Linked DNA regions of Homo sapiens: region 2 is linked to region 1. A link is an interaction called in ENCODE POLR2A ChIA-PET data of the cell type or tissue named here. Cell type or tissue: A673. All regions are shown on one strand. Each heading gives the region's core, and the rest is flanking DNA. Links, peaks and the distances in the headings are about the cores only.

Region 1 (2,908 bases), core at 277-2,776:
CCAGCCAGGATCCTCTCTTTAGTCACGTCTTTATCTCTTCATTCATGTGACGATCTTTTCTTGAGGGCCTGCTTTGTGCAAGGCATCGTGCTTGGTCCTGTGAGGGATATGGAAGTGAACGTTTCACATCTTACCCCTAAGTTGCTTACTTTAGAGGAGAAGGTAGGGCTGAGAAGAAATATCTAAAACATAAAGTGTGAAATGGCTTTGTTGAGTTTATGAGTTGCATGTAAGAAGTGAGTGGATTTTCCTATAAAAGCACAACCAAGATGATTGCTTTCTGGACAGTGAGAATGCTTAGAGCACCCAGAACTGCTTCTAAGGACTCAGAGAGAGTTGAGATGTCTGTCATAAAATGACCTTGCTGTTAGCCTTTTTCTTGGGTCAGCCACCATTGTACCCACATTCCCACTTAATATAGACCATGTCTCTCTTTATCTCACCCAAAGTTTAAATAACAGTGAAAGATGAAATCAGATTGGTGGAGACCTGGAAGCTTAATTTTCCTAATGGTTCTCTTTCCAAATTACATCTGGCCGAGGCAGGAGGATCACTTGAACCTAGGAGTTCGAGACCAGCCTTGGCAACATAGGAAGACCCTGCCTCTATAAAGATTAAAAAAAATTAGCCAGGGCCAGGTGCAGTGGCTCACATCTGTAATCCCAGCACTTTGGGAGGCCGAGGCAGGCGGATCACCTCAGGTCGGGAGTTTGAGACCAGCCTGACCAACATGGAAAAACCCCATCTCTACTAAAAATACAAAAATTAGCTGGGCATGGTGCGCATGCCTGTAATCTCAGCTACTCAGGAAGCTGAGGTAGGAGAATTTCTTGAACCCGGGAGGCGGAGGTTGCAGTTAGCTGAGATCGCACCATTGCACTCCAGCCTGGGCAACAAGAGCGAAACTCTGTCTCAAAAAAAAAAAAAAAAAAAAAGGAAAAAAAATAAGTTGGGCATTGTAGTAAACGCCTGTAGTCTCAGCTACTTGGGAGGCTGAGGTGGGAGGATTGCTTGTGCCTGCGAGGTTGGAGGCTACAGTGAGCCATGATCGCACCACTGCAGTCCAGCTTGGGTGACAGAGCAAGATCCTGTCTCAAAAACAAAAAGCCGGCCTGGCCAACATGGTGAAACCATGTCTCTATTGAAAATACAAAAATTAGCTGGGCATGGTGGCACGAGCCTGTAGTCCTAGCTACTTGGGAGGCTGAGCAGGAGAATTGCTTGAACTCAGGAGGCGGAGGTTGCAGTGAGCCGAGATTGCGCCTCTGCACTCCAGCCTGAGCGACAGAGCGAGACTCTGTCTCAAAAAAAAAAAAAGCAAAAAACAAATTTCATCTGAGTGTGTTTCATGTAGTTGGTGTGATCTACATCCCTCCTTTTGTTCTTATTCCGATCTTTGGTTTGGAGAGCAATTGTGAGGAGGCATGAAATGTATCTGGAGATAGCTATGAGCTGCAGCCTGCTGATTTTCATGTAATTCTTGGCTACTTGCCAGTATGGTTGGGGTTAAACTGTTTCCAGGGTAGGAAAAACACGAACCTAGCATTTTGATATGAAAACAAACAAGGCTACTTTGTACTTGATGAAGCTCAAGTTGCAGATCCAGTGAGAGCCCATTAACTATTGGTGAAGGCCCACTGACAGTGTTGAGTTTCAGAGACCCCTGCACATTCTGGAGATGGCAGCGAATTGTTGTGCAGCCTACGAAAGTAATAAATATTTCTGCAGTGATTGTCAACAACAAAATGATTTTCTTGTTTGGGGGGTGGGGAGGCAAGAGGCAGAAACCTTAGGAAGCTGTTGCAAACCAGTTTCAGCTTCTGCTACTTTTATTTCTTTCCATTTAAAGCTGGGTGCAGTGGCACATGCCTGTAGTCCCAGTTACTCAGGAGCCTGAGGTGGGAGGCTCACTTGAACCCAGGATTTTGAGGCTGCAGTGTATTATGATGGCCCCTGTAAGTAGCCACTGCACCCCAGCCAGGGCAACATAATGAGACCCTGTCTCTCAAAAAAAATAAAAGACTGAGGCTGCACCAATGACATGGGGTGGAGTCAGGAACCTAGGACTCTTTCTGGCCCACTTTGGAGACCGAGAGCAGGATTCTGTGAGGTTGAGGTCAATGACTGGGAAAGCCCCAAAGTTCTCATCTGTATCTTCCTTCCACCTCCCCCAACCTCTGCAATAAAACAAAATCAACTCCAAGATTGACCATATTTTAGTAGTAAATATCAAACAAGCAAAATGAGGGCCTAAAATACTCCACTAAAATAGAAATTCCTATATTTGATATTCATGCTGCTACTGTAATCATCAGAAAGAAAAACTGTGCTGGTCAAAGATACTCACTCATTAGATGTGTACATGTGTAGGGCCTTGACATTCTACCCCCAACTAATCTTTGCGTCATCTTTTTCTGCCTTTGGACGTATGCCCCATGCGTCCTTGTTTCCATACTTTTATTCATGCTCTGCTCTGCGTAGTGTGCTCATTTTATCCACTGAAACCCTACGTATTATTTCAGTATCCATCTCTTTGGGGTTTTTTAGTTTGTTTGCTTTTTGAGACGAATTCTTGCTCTGTTGCCCAGGCTGACATGCATTGGCATGATCTCGGCTCACTGCAACCTCCGCCTCCTGGGTTCAAGCGATTCGTTCTCCTGCCTCAGCCTCCCAAGTAGCTGAGTTTACAGGCATGTGCCACCATGCCCGGCTAATTTTTATATTTTTAGTAGAGGCTGGTTTTGCCATGTTTGCCAGGCTGGTCTTGAACTCCTGATCTCAGATGTTCCACCCACCTTGGCTTCCTAAAGTGCTTGAGCCATTGCGCCTGGCATTAGTTTTTTGTTTTTTTTTTTTTTTTTTTTTTTTTGAGACGGAGTCTCGCTCTGTCGCCCAGGCTGGACTGCGG
Region 2 (2,908 bases), core at 274-2,773, 100 kb after region 1:
GAGGCTGAGGAGGGAGGATGGCTTGAGGCCAGAGTTGAAGGATCCAGAGATGATTGCGCAGTGACGCTAAGCTTGGGCCACAGAGTTGAGACCCTGTCTCTAAAAATTTTTTTTTAATTTAAATTATAAAAAGAGAAATGCTTGTTACAACCACAAAGGGAAACAAGATATACACATATAATTGTGGAAGTAAAAATAAATAATTTAAAAATACTTTTGGGTGCTCGCTTCGGCAGCACATATAGTTGGAATGATAGAGAAGATTTGCATGGCCCCTGCGCAAGATGACATACAAATTCGTGAAGTGTTCCATATTTAAAAAAACAAAAAATACTTTTGGGCCTGGCACTGTGGCTCATGCCTGTAATCCAAACACTTTGGGAGGCTGAGGCGGGCGGATTGCTTGAACCCAGGAGTTGGAGACCAGCCTGGACAACATGGTGAAATCCCGTCTCTATAAAAAAATACAAAAATTAACCAGGTGTGGTGGTGCACGCCTGTAATCCAAGGTACTTGGGAGGCTGAGGCGGGAGGATCGCTTGAGCCAGGAGGTTGGGCCTGGGTAACAGAGACCGTCTCAAAAAAATTTAAAAATTAAAAAAAAAACTTTCTGCAAGATGAAGTGACAATACCTGGAAAATACATGTGACTTGACCAAAAATTACTATAGGTGAAAATAAATTTAGCAAAGTTGCTTTCCTAAATACAACCCAAAATAGACTGGGAACAGCTACATACTGTTAATGGTTCCCTCTATGTGACATTCTAGAAAAGGCAGAACTATAGGGAGGGAAAACATCTGTGGTTGCCCAGGAGCTAGGGGTGGGAAGAGGGAATTTACTACAAAGAGGCACGAAGAAACTTGTGGGCCAGAGCTATTTTGGTCTCCGTTTTGGTGATGTATATACGTTTGCCAGAGTTCACAGAACTGCACACTGAAGAAAGATGGATTTCACGGAATGTGAATTATATCTCAACAAACTTGACTTCAAAAAACAGATCGAGAAAAGATGATTCTATTCCCAAAAAGGGGGAGGGGGGAAGATCATTATATAGGTGAGTGTTCATTTAAATCAGAGTACGAGATTTATCCGTGAAAATCGCAGTGGAGCGAACAAGGGGGATGCTGATACCGACCTCCTGGTTGGAAAGCCTGTAGAGCAGCGCGGATGACAGTGGAACAGCGGGTCAGGCGGTGGGCGCCTGAGCGAGGGGCTAGAGCGGGATGGGCGGGCGGAGCAAGCCTGCCAGCCTGGGCGGGGCCTCGGCACAGGAGCTGGCTGCGGGAGCCCGCCGTCCTGAGTCGCAGGCCGAGGAGACAGTGAGTGCGCGCCCTGAGTCGCAGGCCGAGGAGACAGTGAGTGCGCGCCCTGAGTCGCAGGCCGAGGAGACAGTGAGTGCGCGCCCTGGGCGCCCCGCCCCAGCCCCCAGCCCCTTCCCTGGGCCCCCGCAAGGCGGGAACGCGAGCGCCTCCCCCGAGCTGTGTCTCGAGACCTTTGTCCTCCCCTCACCCCTCGGCCCGCTGCCTGCCCTTTACTGGCCCCCTCCCTCATGCCCGTCCCTCAGCACCCTCTCCTTTCAACTAACTTTCCCGCTCCCGACAGTGGCTGCACTTCGTGACGCTGAGATACAGAAGGACGTGCAGGTGAGAGCTGTAGGGCCTGGAATGGCCCAAGTGGAGCCTAGGCTAATGGAAGTCTGGCCTGGCCCGCACCCTGTCCCCCGGGACTCCTGGAGTCGGGGTAGGGCAGGGTCTAGGCTTCGACCTTTCCAGGGAACTGAGGTCGGCCAAGTGGAGGTGGAGGTGGTGACGGAGCCCTCGCGCTGCAGTCACAGCTCTTCTCCCTCTCTACCCCTCACTCCACTGTGGGACGCTGGGTCAGACCTACTACGGGCAGGTGCTGAAGAGATCGGCAGACCTCCAGACCAACGGCTGTGTCACCACAGCCAGGCCGGTCCCCAAGCACATCCGGGAAGCCTTGCAAAATGTACACGAAGAAGTAGCCCTAAGGTAGAGTGCCCTGTGCTGTCCCCAGGAAGACCCCAAACAGCAGTTTTCCCAAAAGATAATGATGCAGGTCACTAGGGAATTAACCCGTAGCCACCAACCCATCAGCTTGCCTTGTCTATTGTAAAAATCCTAAATCTCAGCACCCATCATCTTACTGCTCTAAGAACCTCCGATGAGTCTGGGCGCGCCAGTGAGCCTGTAGTCCCAAGTGCTTGGGAGGCTGAGGCAGAGGATCGCGTGAGCCCAGAAGTTACAGGCTGTAGTGTGCGATCCGGGATGTGAATAGCCACTGCACTCCAGCTTGGTCAACATAGCCAGATGCATCTCTAAAATAAATGCGTACTTTAAAAAAATTGCCTAAAAAAAAGAACCTCCAGCGTGAACACTCTGTAGTCCCTACCCATGCTCACAGAATACAGTCACACTCACTGGATCTGCCATTCAAGATATGCGCAGTTCAGCACCCACTAATCAACCTTGGCCCTTTTGACCCTTCCCTTCCTCACTCCATCAGCACTGCCTGCCCAGCCGGCAGTCACCAATTTGGAAGGTCTTCCCTTTTCTTTTTCCTTCCCAACCCTGCGCATCCAGCACCACGCTGCTGTCCCACCTACTGCATGGAGCCTTCTCTAATCCTTGAGCGGCCTCTTCCCCAAACTGCCACAGCACTCTGTCACTCGGTCTGTCCGTAAATCACGGGAAGTGTTTTCTGTGCACGATGTTTTATCTCGCCTCTCAAATACACCTACGCGGCGGGGAGCGGTGGCTCACGTCCGTCATCCCAGAACTTGGGAGGCCAAGGCAGGTAGATCACTTGAGGTCAGAAGTTCAAGACCGACCTGGTCAACATAGTGAAACCCTGTCTCTACTGAAAATACAAAAATTAGCTGGGTGTAG

The links. Peaks named below come from ENCODE experiments on the same cell type or tissue, not always from the same donor. Only the 100,000 strongest peaks of a DNase experiment are listed, where the experiment ranks them.
Region 2: POLR2A ChIA-PET joins it to region 1 with 12 read pairs; 4 of 35 experiments call an interaction of 5 or more read pairs at or near these places.

What each region holds. Positions count from the first base shown.
Region 1 is chr10:102,765,528-102,768,435 of GRCh38, forward strand. All of the region lies in intron 1 of WBP1L (WW domain binding protein 1 like), which reads left to right. Among named protein-coding and RNA genes, the nearest start is that of WBP1L, 23 kb to the left of the region's middle. In A673, for the core only: no CTCF peak of the experiment used is centred there; no DNase peak of the experiment used is centred there.
Region 2 is chr10:102,868,201-102,871,108 of GRCh38, forward strand. It overlaps AS3MT (arsenite methyltransferase), which reads left to right and starts at 1,270. Exons shown (of 11, transcript NM_020682.4): 1 at 1,270-1,393; 2 at 1,605-1,645; 3 at 1,884-2,011. The coding sequence starts at 1,393. It overlaps BORCS7-ASMT (BORCS7-ASMT readthrough (NMD candidate)), which reads left to right. Exons shown (of 15, transcript NR_037644.1): 6 at 1,605-1,645; 7 at 1,884-2,011. It also overlaps the pseudogene LOC124902567. In A673, for the core only: no CTCF peak of the experiment used is centred there; a DNase peak (open chromatin) is centred at 1,261; H3K4me3 peaks cover 1,160 bases; H3K27ac peaks cover 907 bases.